2 separate regions of the Homo sapiens genome follow, and region 2 is linked to region 1. Evidence: chromatin loops called from intact Hi-C (ENCODE). Cell type or tissue: heart right ventricle. All regions are shown on one strand.

Evidence for each region. A loop is a pair of places that touch in the nucleus more often than their neighbours do. Peaks named below come from ENCODE experiments on the same cell type or tissue, not always from the same donor. Only the 100,000 strongest peaks of a DNase experiment are listed, where the experiment ranks them.
Region 2: it touches region 1 in a loop (2.3-fold over the local background); 7 of 110 quality-filtered maps call a loop at or near these places.

Annotation. Positions count from the first base shown.
Region 1 is chr16:10,771,111-10,779,110 of GRCh38, forward strand. It overlaps TVP23A (trans-golgi network vesicle protein 23 homolog A), which reads right to left. Exons shown (of 8, transcript NM_001079512.4): 3 at 3,842-3,986; 4 at 2,929-3,018; 5 at 2,203-2,331; 6 at 560-688. Among named protein-coding and RNA genes, the nearest start is that of NUBP1, 31 kb to the left of the region's middle. In heart right ventricle, no CTCF peak of the experiment used is centred here; no DNase peak of the experiment used is centred here.
Region 2 is chr16:10,885,194-10,893,193 of GRCh38, forward strand. All of the region lies in intron 1 of CIITA (class II major histocompatibility complex transactivator), which reads left to right. Among named protein-coding and RNA genes, the nearest start is that of CIITA, 12 kb to the left of the region's middle. RefSeq lists an enhancer at 2,084-2,203. In heart right ventricle, no CTCF peak of the experiment used is centred here; DNase peaks (open chromatin) are centred at 3,582 and 6,608.

The sequences.
Region 1 (8,000 bases):
GTTTTGCAAGATGAAAGCAGTTCTGGAGCTGGGTGGGGTGAAGGTTGCACAATAAAGTGGTTATACTTAATGCCACAGAACTATACATTTTAAAATGGTTACAATGGTACATTTTATGTAAATCTTACAATTAAAAAACAAAACTGCCAGGCACAGTGGCTCACTCATGGCTGTAATCCCAGCACTTTGGGAGGCCAAGGCAGGCGGGCTGCTTGAGCTCAGGAGTTCTAGAGCAGCCTGGGCAACATGGCAAAACTTCGTCTCTACAAAAAAAAAAGGCCAGGCATGGTGGTACACACCTGTAGTCCCAACTGTGCCAGAGGCTGAGGTGGGAGGATCGCTTGAGCCCAAGAGATGGAGGTTGCAATAGGCCGCGATCACACCATTGCACTCTAGCCTGGGTGACAGAGCGAGATCCTGTCTCCCAAAAAATATATAAACAATAAAACATTGGCAGCCTGGCGGATATGTTACATTACAAACCGCAGTTGCCAGCAGGCCACCTTGACTTTGACTACCTGGAGAGGAGTGGTCCAAGAGTCAGACCTCAGTTACTCACCGTCTGGAACACTGTCTGGGACAGGAAACTGGCTGTGACCTTGCCAATGTCACTGTTGCCTCCCATCTTACAAAGGATGTAGCCATACAGGTTTGCAGCTTGGAGAGAGATCCCAGCAACCACCAGAGCCTGCACTCAGACAAAGAAAGCAAAGGTCACTTTTTTTTGAGACAGAGTTTCGCTCTGTCGCCCAGGCTGGGGTGCAGAGGCACGATCTCAGCTCACTGCAAGTTCCGCCTCCCGGGTTCACACCATTCTCCTGCCTCAGCCTCCCGAGTAGCTGGGACTACAGGCGTCCGCCACCAGGCCTGGCTAATTTTTTTGTATTTTTAGTAGAGACACTGTTTCACCATGTTAGCCAGGATGGTCTCCATCTGACGCAAAGGTCACTTTCTAAGAGCATTTACAGAAATGCACCTCTCAAGCCACGTAGAAATGCTCTAGCCTGCACCTAAGAATAGTAACAGCCAACATTTACTGAGCATTTGCAAATACCCACGGACACCTCAGAATCATTACAACTGGAGAGGTTGCCACCATCATCATCCCATTTTACAAAGAGGAAACTGAGGCTCAGGAAGACGAAAGCTGCCCAAGGTCACAGAGCTGGAGCGTGGTCGAGCCGGGATCCAAATTCCAGGGCCCGCACTTTCATTAAATGACACTGTTGTTTTACTATCTACAAATATTTTGTTTTCTCTATTTATTGATTTTTTTTAAGACGGAGCCTCACTCTGTCACCCAGGCTGAAGTGCTGTGGCACGATCTTGGCTCACTGCAACCTCCGCCTCCTGGGTTCAAGCGATTCTCCTGCCTCAGCCTCCCAAGTAGCTGAGATTACAGGCGTGTGCCACTACGCCCAGCTAATTTTGGTATCTATAGTACAGACAGGGTTTTGCCATGTTGGCCAGGCTGGTCTCAAACTCCTGACCTCAGGTGATTCACCTGCCACAGCCTCCCAAAGTGCTGGGATTACAGATGTGAGGTACTGTGCCAGCCTGTGTGAGTCCATTTATATGAAATGCCCAGAATAGGCAAATCCACAGAAACAGAAAAATTAATAGGTGCCAGGGCTTGGAGGAACAGAAGCACAGGGAAGCAATGTCAAAAGGGCGCAAGGCTTCTTCCGGTGATGAAAATTTCCTAACATTGATGGTGGTTTTGGCTGTACAACTCTGTGACTGCACTAGAAGCCACTGAATTCCACACTTAGTATTTATTTTATTTTTTGGAGACAAGGTCTCACTCTAGCACCCAGGCTGGAGTGCAGTGGCACAATCTTGGCTCACTGCAACCTTTGCTTCCCGGGCTCAAGCGTGCACACCATCATGCCTGGCTAATTTTTGCATTTTTTGCAGAGATGGGGTTTTGCTATGTTGCCCAGGCTGGTCTCGAACTCCTGAGCTCAAGCAATCCTTCCACCTTGGCCTCCCAAAGGCCTGGGATTATAGGCGTAAGCCACCATGCCAAGCCCCTAATTGTATACTTTAAATGGGTAAATTGTATGGAATGTGTATTATATCTCAATAAACTTGTTATAATTGATCAATCAATCAATAACAAATAACAACAAAAGCCTAGTGGTGCAAACACTTTTTTTGCAGAGACATCAAAGCAATGTGGAAGTCAAGATCTGGCCTTACCAGCCACTTTAGCTTCAAGGAAAATAAGGTGCTAAAAAAAAACACAATCCATATCATGGGGCAGATTATGAGGCCCAGCCAGAAGATTCGTGCTTCAGCTTCTGTGGCAGCAATGCTATTCGGAGAGACCTGTTAAAGGAAAGTAATTCAAATGTCAAAACAAGTGGAAATGGTTGCAAACGAGCGTGCTCACATTTTCATTTATTTTATTTTGCAGATGCTTTTGTTGCTGTGGGATTTTTTGTTGTTGGTGTTGTTTTGTTTTGTTTTGTTTTTGAGACAAAGTCTCATTGTGTCACCCAGGCTGGAGTGCAGTGGCGTGATCTTGGCTCACTGGAACCTCCGCCTCCTGGGTTCAAGTGATTCTCCTGCCTCAGCCTCCCGAGTAGCTGGGAATACAGGTGCCTGCCACCACGCCCAGCTAATTTTTGTATTTTTAGTAGAGACAGGGTTTCACCATGTTGCCCAGGCTAGTCTCAAACTCCTAACCTCAAGTGATCCACCCACCTCCGCCTCCCAAAGTGCTGGGATTGCAGGCGTGAGCCACCACGCCCGGTCTATTTTGGAGACACTTTTGCCACACCCATGTTTCACCAGAGCACCTTGGCAATGGTGGCTTTTGTGTAAGGCAGGAATCAGATATGCACAAAACTCCAAAGGAACCCACAGAAACTTTCCACACCCATTATCCCCGCTCTGGTTAGTTCAGCTCGTCATGGAGAATACCTTCCTGGCTTCAAAGATCCAGTGGCTCTTCCCATCTTCATCTATCTGGTTCCACCATCGAAGGCCCACCAGGAGTCTTCCGGTTACATTCTGAGAACAATAGACAAAGGACTCTGAGCAGGTCACAGGCAAAGAGGCTTATTCACTGTATTGATAAACAAAAGTTCCTTGATTCATTTCAGACTTGTACTGGGAGCAGGAAGAAAAAAGGCCTTGAATTGTAGTGGATTCTCAGATGTCAAGACTTCTAGTTTTCAACTAAGCTTACTTTAAAAAGTTACACACTCCCCCCACAAAACATATATAATTTATATGTTCATATTATATATGTTTTAAATATATGTATTAATTCGTATACAAGTGATATGGTTTGGCTGTCTCCCCACCCAAACCTCATCTTGAATTGTCGCTTCCATAATTCCCACGTGTTGTGGGGGAGACCGGGTGGGAGATAATTGAATCATACAGGCAGTTTCCCCCACACTGTTCTCATGGTAGTGAATAAGTGCCACGAGATCTGATGGTTTTTATAAGGGAAACCCCTCTCACTTGGCTCTCATTCTCTCTCTTTTTTTTTTTTTTTTTTTCCGAGACAGAGTTTGACTCTTGTCACCCAGGCTGGAGTGCAATGGCACAACCTCGGCTCACTGCAACCTCCGCCTCCCGGGTTCAAGTGATTCTTCTGCCTCAGCCTCCCAAGTAGCTGGGATTACAGGCACACACCACCGCGCCAGGCTAATTTTTGTATTTTTAGTAGAGACGGGGTTTCTCCATTCCCCTTACTTTTAAGTGACACTGCTCAGCACTCTTAAGCATGTCTCAGGAGTCTAAACCAAAGTACCTCTTGGTACCACGCACACAGGGGACAAGCCTCGTGTTTCGGAAGTGATGACATCACACGAAAGGGCCTCACCTTCACAGACCAGAAGTCCAGGGACAGGAGGAGCAGCACCATGACAAAACAGCCCACAAAGCTCTTGCTGAACCAGTCGCAGCTCACGTAGGTGACGATGGCACTCACTCGGAAAAACAGGTGGAAAAAGGTGGCCAAGGGGTGTCTAGGAAAGGACCCAGAAGGCGCCCTCACTCCAAGAGCTAAGCGGATGGTCACTGAACTCCCTTTACCACTTCAGACTTTGCTGGGGGTGTTAGCGTGGCTCAATGGAATGTTCTCCCCGGTGCATATGACGCAGAAACTCAGGCTGTAGCCCTGGGGACACATCATTAGGTCAGCAGTCCCCAGACAGTCATGCTGACACTGTTTTTTTTCCTCCCCTTCGAAGAATCCAGTACTTTCCCGCCACTTGACTCCAAATATCACTTGCCCTCTTCGAAACACGGTCATCTTTGAAGTGAAACGTGACAGCAGTCACTGCCTTCCCGCCTAGCAGAGATGACGGCCAGTTCCCTAAAGGTAAAGGTTGGGTTTTTCCACCACCAGTCACTGAGCTCCAAGCTCACACGCAGCCCACGGGGCAGGTGTCTCATGTCATCGGGGAATGCGTGTTCCTGGACAGAGGGAAACATGTGACCTGTGAATGGCAGGTCTAACTCATCATACTTGCTCAGTGGTGAATGGCACGTGAATCCTGGCATTTAATCTAGGGGAAGGTGGTTCTTGTTCACTGTGCCTTTAGACACAAACCTGGCCAGAAAGAAGAGAGGGAGCCAAGGGGAACATGCTCATCCTGTGTAAATTGCTTTTCTTTTTTTTTTTTTTTTTTTTTTGAGATGGAGTCTTGCTCTGTCCCCTAGGCTGGAGTGCAGTGGCGTGATCTCGGTTCACAGCAACCTCCACCTCCCGGGTTCAAGCAATTCTCCTGCCTCAGCCTCCCAAGTAGCTGAGATTATAGGCGCCTGCCACCACGCCCAGCTAATTTTTGTACTTTGAGTAGAAACAGGATTTCAACATGTTGGCCAGGCTGGTTTCGAACTCCTGACCTCAGGTGATCTGTCCACTTTGGCTTCCCAAAGTGCTGGGATTACAGGCATAAGCAACCACGCCTGGCCTTATTTTTTTTATTATTATTATTTTTTAATGTAAGTCTGATATAGGCCAGGCACGGTGGCTCACACCTGTAATGCCAGCACATTGGGAGGCCGAGGCGGGCGGATCACCTGAGGTCAGGAGTTCAAGACCAGCCTGGCCAACATGGTGAAACCCCATTTCTACTCAAAATACAAAAATTAGCTGGGCATGGTGGCGGCTGCCTGTAACCCCAGCTACTCGGAAGGCTGAGGCAGGAGAATCACTAGAACCTGGGAGGCGGAGGTTGCAGTGAGCCAAGATCACGCCACTGCACTGCAGCCTGGGTGAGAAAGTCAGACTCCAACTCAAAAAATAAAAAAATAAAAAAATAAAAACAAGAAAAGAAAGGTTACCAAATTGTATAGAGCAGGTGATGGCAGTGGGTGATGTGGGCCAGACTGAAGACACTTGTGGGTTTCTGTTTCTTTCTGTGGTTTCCCAGTTTAAATAGAGCACACAGGTAGAGAACGATACTCAACTATGATCAGGAAATCAATGGCACGAGCCCAGTTGTTATACCAGAAAGGGTTTCAGATCCAGACCCCAAGAGAGGGTTCTTGGATCTCACCCAAGAAAGAATTCAGGGCAAGTCCATTGAGTAAAGTGAAAGCAAGTTTATTTGGAAAGTAAAGGAATAAAGAATGGCTAGTCTATAGATAGAGCAGTCCTAAGGGCTGCTGGTTGCCCATTTTTATGGCTATTTCTTGATGATATGCTAAAGAAGGGGTGGATTATTCATGCCTCCCCTTTTTCGACCATATAGGGCAACTTCCAGACGTTGCCATGACATCTGTGAACTGTCATGGTGCTGGTGGGAGTGTAGCAGTGGGGACGACCAGAGGTCACTCTCATGGCCATCTTGGTTTTGGTGGGTTTTAGCCGGCTTTTTTACTGCAACCTGTTTTATCAGCAAGGTCTTTATGACCTGTATCCTGTGCGACCTCCTATCTCATCCTGTGACTTAGAATGCCTTAACCGTCCAGGAATGCAGCCCAGTAGGTCTCAGCCTCGTTTTACCCAGCCCCTATTCAAGATGGAGTTGCTCTGGTTCACACGCCTCTGACACAGTGATGGATGAGAATGAAACCCGCACCTCAGGGCAGGGGAGGAAAAGGGAGGGATGAAAGGGACTCTTCCCAGCACCAGGCAGCTGTGCAAACCAGACCCAGTACTGCCAGAGCCAAGATTTTCATGAGAAGTCAGAAATCCAGACTTGCAATGGGAAATCTGATTTTAAATGATGGCCACTAATTCTTTTACTGAAATATCAGTCTGTGTTTCTCACTGGCCTGCGAGCAGTGAGCTTGCAACCTCTGGATTAGGTTACAAAATGTTGTGGGCTTTGGAAAATGCGGGGCCGAATGGGGTGGTCACAGAGATCCACACAGAACTGCAGGGGAAAGCGCCTGCTCATTCTCCCCAAGAAGAAACGGAGTCCGAGTCAACAAACCACAGGTGCCTCTACAACTGTGGGGCTTCCGACTCCCAGGGGAATGTTAAGATTCAGAAGCAGACTTCACAGTGACTTTTTTGCGTAGCAAAGCACCAACTATTCACCAGGATGGGTCTCATCTGAGCCTCTCAGGCTCTTGGCTCTCCTGGTGACCTGAATGAAAACCAACCCAGGAAGTGCACCCGGCTTTTAAGAATTAGACAGGATCAAGCCGGGCGTGGTGGCTCACGCCTGTAATCCCAGCACTTTGGGAGGCTGAGGCAGGTGGATCACGAGGTCAAGAGACTGAGACCATCCCTGGCCAACATGGTGAAACCCCGTCTCTACTAAAAATACAAAAATTAGCTGAGCGTGGTGGTGGGCGCCTGTAGTCCCAGCTACTCGGGACGCTGAGGCAGGAGAATTGCTTGAATCTGGGAGGCGGAGGTTGCAGTGAGTTGAGATCGTACTACTGCACTCCAGCCTGGTGACAGAGCGAGACTCCGTCTCAAAAAAAATAAAAATAAAAATAAAAGAAGAATTAGACAGGATCACCAGGTGTGGTGGCTCACACCTGTAATCCTAGCTCTTTGGGAGGCCGAGGCAGGCAGATCAGTTGAAGTCAGGAATTCAAGACCAGCGTGGCCAACATGGTAAAACTCCGTCTCTACTAAAAATACAAAAATTAGCCAGTTGTGGTGGCAGGTGCCTGTAATCCCAGCTACTCAGGAGGCTGAGGCAGGAGAATCGCTTGAACCTGGGAGGTGGAGGTTGCAGTGAGTCGAGATGATGCCACTGCACTCCAGCTTGGGCAACAGAGCAAATCGCTGTCTCGAAGAATTAGACAGGATCACATAGAACTTAAAAACTTCCTGGAGTGTTCCAGAAGATAAGACTCTTGGGTGTCTCTTTTTGCTGTAAACCTAATTGAGAATTTCCTAACTGAATAAAATTTTGTCCCTTGCCCCTGGAGATAAATAAATGCTCTTTCAATAACTGAAAGTTCTTTGAGGGCACAGACCATGTTTAACACATTTTTATATCCCCAAAAGCACCCAGTATTTAAGATTCTCCGCAAACATATTTGTTATGTTGAACCTTGTAATCGAGTCAGTTAGAATCACTGGAAACATCTGTCCTCTTTGTAGAACAATACAAATGTAAAAAAAAAAAAAAAGATAGAGGGTCGGGCGCGGTGGCCCATGCCTATAATCCCAGCACTTTGGGAGGCTGAGGCGGCTGGATCACTTGAAGTCAGGAGTTCGAGACCAGCCTGGCCAACATGGTGAAACCCTATCTCTACTAAAACTACAAAAATTAGCCAGGCCTGATGGCAGGCGCCTGTAATCCCAGCTACTTGGGAGGCTGAGGCAGGAGAATTGCTTGAACCTGGGAGGCAGAGGTTGCAGTGAGCTGAGATTGCACCACTGCACTACGGAGCAAGACTCCATCTCAAAACAACAAAACATACAGATCTCAAAAAAATGTCAAAGTGTGAGCCAAGTGTGCGCTGACCCATGGTAAAATGTGGAAGTAAATGCATTCGAATAAATCCCTTGCCCACCCGCTTCTTTCTTTTTTCTTTTTGGCTGTGGCTCTCCTAAAATAAAA
Region 2 (8,000 bases), 110 kb after region 1:
CTTTTGATTTTGCAGCCAAGCCCCTGTGGCACAGCTGAGGAGCTTGCAGGTCAGAAAGGGGATTTAGAGCCAACCAATAGCAATATCTCCAGACCTCTCCTGACACGAAGCTCATCTGACCTCCTGCCCCCATTACACACATACACATGCACACACATGCATGCAGGCACATGCACGCACGTCTTCTAGTCTCCCTGCCTTGAGGACAAATGATCAGATCCTGCAACTGTTTCCAGGCCCATAAGCCCCTGAGCATTGCAGTGTTGCTACATGCCTTAGTTTCCTCTCCGTCTCCTGTGACCTCCTCGTGCCACTCCAGGAAGTGAAAGTCTTGAGTGAGACCAGTAGTTTCTCTTAAGTCCTCTCTCTGTCTCGTTCTCCTGGGATATCTACACTTGGTTTGCAAACAGCAGGCTGGAGAGTGAGGGGCTTCTTCCTCTACATCCAGCTCCTCCCCCATCCTGCTCCAAGTCCAGCATGTTCCTATCTCTTCCCCAGGACCCTGGGCTCTTGGGCACAAATCAAGCCATCACCAGACAGCCTGTGGGGTGGCAAGAGCAGAGGTTTGTTTCTTTGTGAACATCTATAGGTACCAGGCTCTGTGCAGGCCCTATTGTTGGTGAGCCATAGAGGTACCAACCTCACCCCATGAATCCTCCTTTGTTTCTTTTCTTTTCAACCCCTGGGCCTTTAAACCTTCGATTAACTGCCCAGTGCAGCCCAGGTCATGGTACACTATGATCTTTGGTTCACATGAGGGTTTTCTCTTCATTAATGTCCCTATTTCCCATACTGGGTGCCCATTCTAATGCATTTCAGGTGTATCTTTCTGTTTGTATGTGCTCTTATAAAACATGTTTTGCCTTTTTTTTTTTTTTTTAGATGGAGTCTCACTCTGTCACCCAGGCTGAGTTTTCTATTTTTAGTAGAGATGGGGTTTTACCACCTTGGCCAGGCTGGTCTCAAACTCCTGACCTCAGGTGATCCACCCGCCTCGGCCTCCCAAAGTGCTGGAATTACAGGTGCGAGTCACCACGCCTGGCCACAGTTTCTTACTTTTGCATTCTGTACTATGTTTTTAGGATCTACTTGCCTTGCTTCTGATGCATTTGATCTTTGCTTCTAATCACGGACATTGTTCTCTATGGAGTGCAGGGGTTACTTTTCACCTGTCCACACCCCCAGTGATGGACACCTAGGTGACCTCCAACTCTCTGTCACCACAAATAACACAGCAGTAACCATCCTCAGATGGGTTCTCCTGGGGAGTTGTGGGAACATTTCTTCAGGATATATAGACCCAAGAGCTGAATTGCCAGGTGGTAGGATCTACATATCCTTAGATATTCTACATGATGCCAGGTCGTTCTCCAGAGCGGCCCCATCCATCTACATTCCCACAAACCCGTGTAACCAACACTTGGCATTTCCCAGATGTCTAACTTTTGCCAGTTGTACAGTATCAAGTGTCACTTTGCTGTTTTATTTTTGGAGTTTACATCTTAGTACCACTTACTCGCTAAGTCACTTTAGGTAAGTCACAACAACCCAGTGACATAAGCACTGTGCCAACAAAATGCAGTCGATTCTGTGACTCAGAGAGGTTGAGTAACATTTGCAAAGTCACACAGCAAGTGTGGAACTAAGATTTGAACCCAGAGCCTGCACCCTTAACCACTATGCTATTATTATGTTTTGTCTCTCTCCTAAAATATCATCTGGGTCTACATTGCAAGCCTCTTTGGCAGGGACTGTGTGGTAAACCTCTTTGGGGCCAGTAAGGAACTGAGCTCAGTGACTTTCTTACGGGGTGCTCAGTGAATCATTGTTTTACAGCTTTAGAGGGGAAAAGTGAGAGATGTTTCTTAGAGTTTATCTGGAGGACTACAGGGTGCATGAGCAAAAGCGGAACTCATTTGAGCTACTACCCCCACAAAGAAGCTGTTTGGGGTCTGGTCATGGTAGATAGGCATTCCTAGGCCCCTGGCTTCCCAACACCATTTGGCCCCCGGAAGCAGCTTGTCATGAGGTTGGGGAGCAGGTTGGTGTTGGGGGGGGCCTTGGGGGAAAGGAAAAGGAGAAGACTGCCAGGCAACGAGGAATCAGAATCTCAAAAAGACTCAATTGAAGGGGCTCCAACACTCGTTGAAACGGAGGCTCAGAGGGCTAAGGTAATGTACTCAGGATCAAAGGCAGAGCAGAAACTCAAACCATGTCTCTAGGCACACAGTTCAGAGGTCTTCCCATTATTCCTCAGGAGGAGAAGTTCATGGTCAAGAGTAGGGAAGTATTCCTTCTCAAGCTTTTTTTTTTTTTGTCTGAGACAGAGTCTTGCTCTGTCACCGAGGCTGGAGTGCAGTGGCGTGATCTCGGCTCACTGCAACCTCCGCCTCCCAGGTTCAAGCAATTTTCCTGCCTCAGCCTCCCAAGTAGCTGGGATTATAGGCACCCACCACCACGCCCAGCTCATTTTTGTATTTTTGCAGAGACGGGGTTTCACCATGCTGGTCAGGCTGGTCTTGAACTCCTGACCTCAAGTAATCCGCCAGCCTCGGCCTCTCAAAGTGCTAGGATTATAGGCGTGAGCCACCACCCCTGGCCTCCTTCTCATGCTCTTTAATCACAGTTCAGAGCAGTGCTGGAGGCTTTTAGGGGTAGCAAAAGAGCCTTCTTCTCCCTTTCAGTGCCTCCTTAGACCCTCAAAGATAGACTCCCCGCCTCTGGGAAGAAAACATCTAATGAACTGGACGTAATCTCAGCGCCTGCGTCTGTAAAATGGCTATAATAACAACAATCTCCCAGAGTTGCCGTTAACAGTTGAAACAGAATAGTAAATGCAAGGCATCTAGCACAGCCCCAGACACAGAGAAATCTCCCCTGGTCACTCTCACAGAGGTAAGAAGCACATTAATAATAAAAATGGTCATCACGCATATTGTACTCACCATGCAGAAGTTGTGCTGCCTTAAGCTACTGTTCATTGAGCACTTACTGGTCGCCAGTCCCCTTTCTAAGGGCTCCATGCAACTTAACTCCCCTAATCCTATGAGTTGCCAATTATTATCCCCCACTTTACAGATAAGGAAACTGAGGCTCCAAGTGGTTTAAAAAATGAACTTACCCAGATTGTAGTGCGTTGGTAGGTAGGGATAACCTGAAAGTTGGGAAATTTCACCCCAAAGCTCACCATCTGAGCTCCATTCATCTCCCACCAGCTGAGATGGAACGTTATGCTGTTCCCAGAAGAGATGCATGCACTGATCTTCAGATAGTTTAAGTCTGAGTTAGAACATTGTGGCGACACCTGATTTCCCTCGGGGGAGAGAGAGGTGAATTGTTATTTCAGACACCTGTTTAGTGTCTACACTTAGCCTTTCAAATCCTGCATGCAGTGTGAAGTGGGGATGAAAATAAACCCCAAAAAGGACTTTTGATGGCAAAAAGATCAGGAATATTTTCTCGAGTTGGATGTGGAAGGTGGTGGCCCAGGGGGAAGCACAGTTTCAAAGAGGACCTTCTAAAAATACTGCCCATTTACCAAAAAGACACAGACCGCGCCTCTGCCCTGCCCCCACATGGCTCCTCAAAAGGAGAAATTGTCTTGCCACCCACGCCTTCCCTCGCCGGGGTGCTGGGGGGCCAACAGCAATTCAAAAAGGCTATAGAGTGGGCTGAGACTTTGGAGATGGGTAGTTTGGTTCAAATCTCAGCCCACTAATCCCTCTGAGCCTGTCTCTTCATCTGAAAAACAGGAATACAAATAGCTGATGTGTAAGTTAGACCAAATGGGGTAATGCCTACGAGTCATGTCATTTGGTACCTGGCACTTGCTGGACACTGTGAATTCTAGTTCTATATCATTGCCACGGATGAAGAGAGGCTGCCATGCGCAGAAACATGCTGAGAGCTGGGAGAAGGTGAGCTAGAGGGATACAGTCCCTGCCCTCAGGGAGAGCTGAAGGGCTCTCTCTCCTGCCACGGGATGATCAGGGCCATCTTTTCCCTCCATCCCGCTCTGGCAATGTGGTTTGGAGAAACAGTCCAATGAAGGGGCCTTTGAAGCACTTCCTAAGCATCTATAGACATAGGAAACTTGGCTCTGGGGATAGAGGAAGGTCCCATGCCAAGATTCAAGTAGATCTTGGTGTGACTGGGAGGCAGCTGTGGCGTTGTGGGGAAACCTAGAGTCTTGGGCCTGAATTTCAGCTTTGACACCCTCTAATGTAATGGGCTTCCTTTGACTGTAGGCTTCCCACATAGCTGGCACCCCACACAGAACTCCCTTGGCCTTCTGATGATCCTGCAGGACAATCTTTTTTGTTTTTTGTTTTTTGTTTTTTTTTTGAGATGGTATCTCACTTTGTCGCCCAGGCTGGAGTGCAGTGGCGCAGTCTTGGTTCACTGCAGCCTCTGCCTCCCAGGTTCAAGCGATTCTCCTGCCTCAGCCTCCCAAGTAGCTGGGATTACAGAAGCACGCCACCATGCCTGGCTAATTTTGTATTTTTAGTAGAGACGGGATTTCACCATGTTGCCCGGGCTGGTCTCAAACTCCTGACCTCAAGTGATCTGCCTGCCTCGGCCTCCCACAGTGGTGGGCTGCAAGGCAATCTTCATTCTCCAGAACTAATATTGGGAAAACTGATGTTCAGAGAGGTCAAGTGACTTGGCTAAGGCATCACAGCCAGAATTCAGATGCAAGCTCCTAAACCACATGACCTTGGACAAGCCATTTCACTGAGGCGTGTGAACCTCCTCTAAGCTCAAATGGGCATAACACTCTACCCTGCCTTTTCCCCAGAGCTTTTTGGGAACTCAGATGGTGTGGAGGATGGAGGCAGAAGTCCACTGTGAGCTGCAAATCCTTGATCACCCAAGAGGAAGTGCTTAAGGTGCAGGCTTCAGTCTTAGGGAAGCAGGAAGTGGGGCGCTGAAATGTGTATTGGGGGCTTCTGGGAGGGGGTTTCTTCTTGTCCAGGTTGAGCCAATGACGCAGATCTTAGGCCCTCTGGTGACTTTTTGCCCAGGCAACTTCTCAGTGGTGGTGATGGGGAGCGTGGCCAGACCATCCAAGCTGCCCTGCTGGCTGTGGGGGCCTTTTTTTTTTTTCTGAGACACAGTCTGGCTCTATCACCCAGGCTGGAGTGCAGTGGTGCAATCTCAGTTCACTGCAGCCTTGACACCTCCCCAGGCTCAAGCTATCCTCCCACCTCAGCCTCCTGAGTAGCTGGTTCTACAGATGCACATCACCACGCCCAGCTAAGTTTTGTGTTATTTGTAGAGATAGGGCTTCACCATGTTGCCCAGGCTGGTCTCAAACTCCTGGACTGAGGTGATACTCCTGCCTTGGACTCCCAAAGTGCTGGAATTTCTACAGATGTGAGCCACCATGCCCGGCCTATGGGGCCCTTCTTGTTCCTATGAAGTCTGCAGGGTCCCCTTATGCAAAAGAACAGAAAGCTCGGCTTCACAAAGTTTGACCTCGGAAGAAATGGAAGGGAAAGGGTCCCTTTGTCACTCTCACAAACGTAAGAAGCAAACTAATAATGATGGCCATCACACATATTATACTCACCATGTAGAAGCTGTGCTGCCTTAAACTTCTGTTCATTCAGCACTTACTGATTGCCAGTCCCATTGCTAAGGGCTCCGCGTGACTTAACTCCCCTAATCCTTGTGAGTTGCCAATTATTATTCGCATTTTATAGATATGGAAACTGAGGCTCCAAGTGGTTTAAAAAATGAACTTGCCCAGGTTACAGTGTGTTGGTAGGTAGGGGTAGTCTCAAAGTTGGTAAATTTTACGCCAAAGCTCACGATACTTGCCTTCTTTCCCTTCTCAATTTATTTCTCTGACTGTGTGCTTAACCACACAGCAGTGTCATCCAGAGTTTGAAGCAGAGCTCATCAATAAGTGGGGGTGGGCTAAATGTCTCCAGGCTCCTCCCTGCGGTCCCTCCCACCATCCCCCATCTGTGATACCACCTGTGTCTCTATGCTTGAGCCCAGACAGGACAAGGGTGATCATTTCATTGGGAACATTTTGACTGGGGGGAAAGAGCACCAGCCTGGGAGTCTTGGCAGGGGGAGTGGGGGAGAAGGGGCAGGGGCAGCCACCGACAGGCTATGAGGTCTTGTGCAAGTCACGTCCTTCCCGGGGTCTCAGTCTTGTCATCTGCAGAGTGAAGGAAAGAGGTCAAGCTTGAAGGTCCCTGGCAGACCCAATGCCCTGTGAGAAAACTGAGTTTGGGTAACTTATTATTTTATAGATATGGAATTATCTTATAGAAATGTTATAGATATGGAATCATTTTATAGATATGGCCCAAAGTCCAAAGTCACACAACTCATTCACGGAGTTGCTAGGATCAGTCTGGAGCTCTTGTCACGAGATCACACTGCCTCAAAGAGGAGGCAGATTGCTGCAATGTAGGTTCTTAATAAAGAGCATGGGTGGAATGGGAGGCGGGCATCAGGCAGGAGCTGGGGCAAAGGTGTCTTTTCTCACTGCTCTGAGAGAACAGATTTTGTGCCTGTGTCCCTGACCAAGGGGCTGGGAGAGGTGGAGCATCTCACCCCCAACCATCTCCCAGCTTTGGCCCTGCTCCAGGAAAAGGGCGGTGGCCCCATCTTTCAGTTCTGCTTCCTCTAGTCATGGTTGGCTGGGATCTCGCTGCAAGCCGGTTATGTTTGGGTTCCTGCAGCCCCCGCTCAACCGTCATGAACAAGTGGGCCCAGCCAGTGCCCCAGCTTGGACTGGAAAGATCATTCTCTGTGACATCCGGGGGTCTGTGCTGAGCCTCTCCCCAGGCAGTGAAAGCTGTGGATGCGTGAAAGAAAATGGGTCTCTGGGCCGGGTGTGGTGGCTCACACCTGTAATCCCAGCACTTTGGGAGGCCAAGGCGGGTGGATCACCTGAGGTCGGGAGTTCGAAACCAGCCTGACCAACATGGTGAAACCCCATCTTTACTAAAAATAAAAAAATTAGCCAGGCATGGTGGCGGGTGCCTGTAATGCCAGCTACTTGGGAGGTTGAAGCAGGAGAATTGCTTGAATCCGGGAGGCAGAGGTTGCAGTGAGCCAAGATTGCACCACTGCACTCCAGCCTGGGCGACAGAGTGAGACTCTGTCTCAAAAAAAAAAAGAAAAAGAAAATGAGTCTCAGGAATGGGGTGGCAAGTTGAGTGTGTGTTTTCTCATGAGCTTACTCTTCAATGTATTCTCTTCTGGGCCCAGAACAGGGCAGTAGGAGCCTCCCTCTGGTCTTCCAGCTTCAGGGCCAGCTCTCCTCTTACCTCCTCCAGGAAGCTCCCTCTGTTTCTTTCCAGCCTTCATCTGCATGTCATGTGTGGTGGGTTGAAAGGTGGCCCCCCAAAAGATATGTCCATGTCAAATCCCTGGAACCTGTCAGTGTGACTTTATTTGGGAAAAGGGTCTTTGCAGATAGAATTAAGTTAAGGGGCTGGGTGCAGTGGCTCATGCCTGTAATCCCAGCACTTTGGGAAGCTGAGATTGGAGGATCACCTGAGGTCAGGAGTTCAAGACCAGCGTGGCCAACATGGCAAAACCCCATTTCTACTAAAAATACAAAAATTAGCTGGTCATGGTGGTGAGCACCTGTAATCCCAGCTACTCAGGAGACTGGGGCAGGAGAATCGCTTGAACTGGGAGGTGGAGGTTGCAGTGAGCCGATACAGCGCCACTGCATTCCAGCCTGGGCAACAGAGCAAGCCTCTGTCTCAAAAGAAGGCAAAAAAAGAATTAAAGATCTTGAAATGACATCATCCTGGATTATCTAGGTGGGTCCTAAATCCAATGACAAGTGTCTTTATAAGAGAAAGAGACTTGCTACATGAGGAGTAGGTGATGTGGCCACTAAAGCTGAGTTTAGAGTGATGCAGCCACAAGACCACAAGTCAAGGATCACCAGTAGTTCCCAGCAGCTAGAGGAGGCAAGGAAGCATTCTCCCCTCGAGCCTCCAGAGGCAGCGTGGCCCTGCTGA